2 separate regions of the Homo sapiens genome follow, and region 2 is linked to region 1. Evidence: read pairs that join two places in POLR2A ChIA-PET (ENCODE). Cell type or tissue: Panc1. All regions are shown on one strand. Region 1 has its middle 63 kb from the start of SEC61A1. Region 2 overlaps MGLL (monoglyceride lipase).

What was found. Peaks named below come from ENCODE experiments on the same cell type or tissue, not always from the same donor. Only the 100,000 strongest peaks of a DNase experiment are listed, where the experiment ranks them.
Region 2: POLR2A ChIA-PET joins it to region 1 with 7 read pairs; 3 of 35 experiments call an interaction of 5 or more read pairs at or near these places.

Annotation. Positions count from the first base shown.
Region 1 is chr3:127,987,871-127,990,370 of GRCh38, reverse strand. No RefSeq gene overlaps it. Among named protein-coding and RNA genes, the nearest start is that of SEC61A1, 63 kb to the left of the region's middle. In Panc1, no CTCF peak of the experiment used is centred here; a DNase peak (open chromatin) is centred at 1,090.
Region 2 is chr3:127,761,899-127,764,398 of GRCh38, reverse strand. All of the region lies in intron 3 of MGLL (monoglyceride lipase), which reads left to right. Among named protein-coding and RNA genes, the nearest start is that of MGLL, 59 kb to the left of the region's middle. RefSeq lists an enhancer at 1,380-1,429. In Panc1, no CTCF peak of the experiment used is centred here; no DNase peak of the experiment used is centred here.

The DNA.
Region 1 (2,500 bases):
CGCCCTGCAGGCCCGCGGCTGGAAGAGGGCAGACGCGAGGCTGCAGGCCAGCTGTGGGTCTTCCCTTTGCCTCCACCCACGTCTGGCCACGGAACTGGAGGCTTTGGTTGCGGTTTCGGACCATGAGTTTCTCTGCTGCTTCACGGCTGGTGGAGGATCATGGGCTCCTGAGTGTCTCAGTGCTGCAGGGCCAGTGTGGCTTCCAAGAGACGCCGGCCTGCGTCGGTTCTCCTCTTTGTGCCAGCTGTCCACTCCCTCCCTGGGCTCCTCTCTGCAGTGGAGACCAGGCTTTGCGTGAGGCTGGCCTGCCTCCTCGCTTGGCTACCACCTGCCACATCTCTCAGTAAGCCCAAGTGCCTCCAAGTGGCTTGAAGCCACTGAGCACAACGGGAGCCTCCCAGGATTGTCTCTGGTGCTCCTGAGCACCCACAGAAAACGTAAGTGCACTGTAAAGGCCACCTTCTAAACAACTGCCAATCCCTAGCAACAGAGGGGACGGTCAGACGCCCCTACCCCTGCGGCCCACCAAAACAACATCTGTGGGAAACAATGGGAATTTCTAGCTCTGGGTGACTTGTTAACAAAATTCTGCCACACCTATGATGGAATACTGTGCAGGTGTTAGAAACTGGCAGATCCACATGCTCCCATATGGAGCACTGTCTTTAAGAGATATTGTTGAGTGAAAGAATAAGTTAGAACCATGTCTTGTGTGTGTATATATATATATATGTATGTGTATGCATGTGTAATATATCATAGAGGAATATGCATATATATTCCTTTATAGTACATATATTCCCTTAGCTCAGTATTTTTCTTCCATCAAAAGAAAATTTGATGGAATACACCAGAAGTTGGCAAGCTTTCTCTGCAAAGGGCCATAGACAATACAGAAAGCAGCCACGGATGGTGCAGAAATGAACGAGCATGGCTGTGTTCCAATAAGACATTTACAAAAATGAGTGTCGGGTGGGACTTGTAGTAAACAAACAAATATGTTGAAGATCTGAGAGAAAAAGCAATACCGGATAAATAGCTAAGAAGTGACTCAGGCTCATAAACCATCAGCTTTCAGCAGCCCTGCAGAAGCTACCGTACTGCAGTGAATGACAACCTTGTCATCTGACATCCCAGGGACCAGGGACTGTCTGAGTCCTCCTCTTTGGCAGGGGTAACAAATGCTATCCCAAGAGAAGGTGGCGTTGTGGGGGAAGGTTGGAGTAATACTTAGGAAATCCTGGGCTACAAGTAACTCAAGGTGGCCTGAACAATAAGAAACATTTATTGTAACAATTAGCATCTGGCAAAAAGCCTCCTACCTGGTTGGTTTAGTGGCTCAATTACATCACCAAGGCCCCGGATTCTGCAGGGCCCGTCCCCCTCTGTGGATCACCTGTGGCAGTCTCCAGCCTCCTCTGTCACCACTGCAGGGCGGTGGCTGCAGTTCCAGGGGGCAGGCCGACTTGCTAAGCAGAAAATAGCCCATCTCTTCCTCAACATCACTTTTAAAGGTGAGAGAACCTTTCCCTCGCCCCTCTGCAAGCTTCCCTTTATGTCTCTTTGGCTGGGATTGTGCCACATGGCCATGTCTAACTAACCCCTGGTAAAGGAATGGGATTGTTATGTTTATTGTTATGCCTGGGTTGTGCTGGGCATATAAGCTGGGTCAGGGTCCCTGTCTCTGTAAATGAGGAAGAGCAGGGACACACCCGACTGTCTGCTAGGTAGGCAAGTGGGTGACGTGACTCTACACCCCAGAGCCTCCTCTCCTGTCTCTTGGTGACCCCAGGTGGGCCAAGGGTGAACAGCCGAAGCCACTGTGTAGTGGCTCTGTTTTAGGAACACTGTTGGAGGGGAGGGCCCCTTGCCAATAGGGTACTCCCTGTAAGATCTTCTGGTCTTTGAGTTTGGCTGACTGGCCATTCTTTTCTGGCCAAAATCCTGGCCTGTCCCTTCTCTCTGAATCTGACAGCAAACACAGACATTCTCTATCCTCGGCTGCACCCAACCCACACTGTTGTTCTGATCCCACTGCTCAGGTTCGCCCAGGCTCCCCCCAACTTGGCCCCCAACATGCGTCTTGCTGGACTGCCAGGCTGCTCCACCCTGCTTAGTGGCTCTGGGCTGTGGATGATGTTCTTAGAGGACTTCCTTGCCTGAGACCGTGTTGCTGGGGCGTAAAGACCCAACTCTCGGTGTGGCCTCAGGTCTTTTGCGAAAGGCGTCAACTTTTTTTTTTTTTTGATGGAGTTTTCGTTCCTGTTGCCCAGGCTGGAGTGCAATGGTGGGGTCTCGGCTCACTGCAACCTCCGCCTCTTGGGTTCAAGCGATTCTCCTGCCTCAGCCTTCCAAGTAGCTGGGATTACAGGCATGCAGCATCACATCCAGCTAATTTTTGTATTTTTAGTAGAGACAGGATTTCATCATGTTGGCCAGGCTGGTCTTGAACTTCTGACCTCAGGCGATCCACCTGCCTTGGTGTCCCAAAGTGTTGGGA
Region 2 (2,500 bases), 230 kb after region 1:
TCTGCAGGCAGGGAGACATAGTAAAGTCACAAGGTGCTGAGAGGCCAGTGGGACCCCTTCCACTCCAGGTCTGCAGCCTCGTTCTCTCTGGCACGACTTCTTCCCCAAATGAGACAGAGTTGCCCTTTGTCTTTAGGCCATTAGGCTTCCTAGAACCCCAGGAGTCTGTGGTGGGAGCAGATGCTCACAGAGGAGAGTGTGTGCCCCTCCCAGGGCCCATCTTTATCATGTCAGAGGTGGGTTCCTGCATCTGAGAGGAAAGGGGAACACAGCTGGGGGTGGTATTCAGGCAACTTCAGCATCAGGCATGGGGTGCCACCCAGAGAGGCCATGTGATGGGCATTGGGGATTTGCAGCTTAGACAGTGGCATGCAAGCTCCGAGAAGCTGGAGGAGCGCCTGAGAGCCGGGAGGGAGGAGGGTGGAGGTGGAGCCTCTTGCTTCCACCCATGTCGGAACCTGGGTCTTCCTTTCCTGTCTTCCCAGCACGCAGCTGAGACTGCACACTGAGGTGGGTGTAATGACTACGGCGACATCAGTAAACTTAGCTGCTCCTTGAGGACAAGACCCATCTGCAGTTTAGCCTTACCTCCCCCTCCCCCACACAGGGGTTCAGTCTCTGGGAGAGTTTGAGGACGGGAGGGCAGTAGGAAGAGGAGAAGGGGCGGGAGGGGAAGGAAGGAAGCTCAGCGAGGCAGCACAGAGGGAAGGACCACAGTGGCCGAGCTTAGGGCACAGACAGAGGTCCACTCCAGGCCAGGTCAGGGGCTGGATTGGCCTCAGCACAGGTCCAGGTGGGGCTCCAGGGAGATGTCCCCACCCAGGTTGCTTGGGCAGGGTCCGAGATCCAGATGGCCGTGGCTGCTGTGGCAGGCCCCTTGGCAAGCAGAAGCCACACTGTGGCATGCTTGTGAGGGTCCCCCATTCTACTGAGTCAGAGCTGGCCTTGAGCCTGAGGGGCCCGTGCTACCACAGCAACTGGGTACAGCCCAGTGTTTTCTGCATCCAACCTGGCTTCGCGGGGCCAGAGGGTGAGAAGAAAACAGACATCACTCTAGGTCCCCAGAAGAAGCCGTTTCGGTCTTTGGCAGTTGTTGCTATCATCCTCAGACTGGCATCTTCAAATCCATCTTGGAGATGATGTACCCTCCGGAGCCTTTCTTTCTGGCACACCTGTCCCCTGGCTGCTGGGGCAGCCTGCACACTCACCGCACACCTGACATCCTATGAATCCACATCGCTGCACCCTGCCTAGGTAATAAGGACCTTGCATGGTGGTTGTTGTTTTTCTATCTCCAAATACTGAGTATTTCCCTAAAGACATTCAAGGAGGGTGGATCACACATCTTTCCCCAATCAGAGTGACACACTGTGATCCAGCACACATGAAGATCAAGGGCAAAGCTGGGGAGGCTGCCATGGGGGGAAGGCAGAGTCTGGAGTGACACTGGGTTCCAGTCCCAGCTGCAGGGCACAAACACAGACCTGGCCTGAGGCGTCCCCATCACATCTCCTGTCTGTGAAGTTGAGATGGTAATAATGGTACCTAGGTGTAGAGCTCCAATCTGTAAACTTACCATTGATAAATTGCTTGGAACAGGCCCTGGCCCAGAGCAGCATGCAGGAAGTGCACCTGTTACTACGTGCATACTCATAACTGAAGCTGCAGTAATGACCAGAACTGCTCTCATTTGATGGTCCCTGACAGAGCAGTGGGCTGCAAGGAACCTGCAACGAAGCCTCTGCCCCTCCCTTTCTCATTGTACAAGGGTAGGGGACAGACTTCGAGGTCCCACCAGTTGGTGGCAGTTTTGGACCCGGATCTCAGGCCCCAGCTCCCAGAACCAGGTTCTGTGCACCTCTCCACCCATTTCGTAAATTAAACTTCAAAATCACTCTGGCTGCAAGTGGACCAGAAGAAAGGACTCCTCAAAGGAACTTTAAAATAGGTAGGGTCAGGGCTGGCTTCGCTTTGACACAGCCCTTAAGAAAGGCTGGGGGTGGGAATGGGCAGAGTCTGTCTTGTGAGCTGAGCCTTTCTGAAGTGGGAGCTCAAACAGCATGTGACCAGGAAATGGCTGGCCCACCAAGAACTAAAAATAAACGGCTGTAATGCTGCCAACCGTCAGGGCAGGCGGGGAGGACGCGGAGAGCTCAGGAGCAGAGCCCAGTGGGGTCCTGCTCAAAATGAAAAGAGAACCGCATGCCGGCAGACAAGGTGCTTCATGTGTCACTAACGTGGAAGCAATAAACCACGACTGCACTGTCAGGCTGCCCTTTCTGAAGGGCTTCATATTCTCTATTTCATTTCATTTCATTTTCCAAGGCAGGTAAAGCCATCGTCATTTTCATTTTACAGGAGAGACAACAAGCCAGGAGTGGTAGAGCCAGGATCAGAATTCCAAATCACAGATCTATTAAGCTGTGTTCTCGGTGTCTTGGTTTCTCCCCTGTTAGAGGTAAAGGGAGAAATTAAAAAGCAAACAGAGGACCCAAACCTT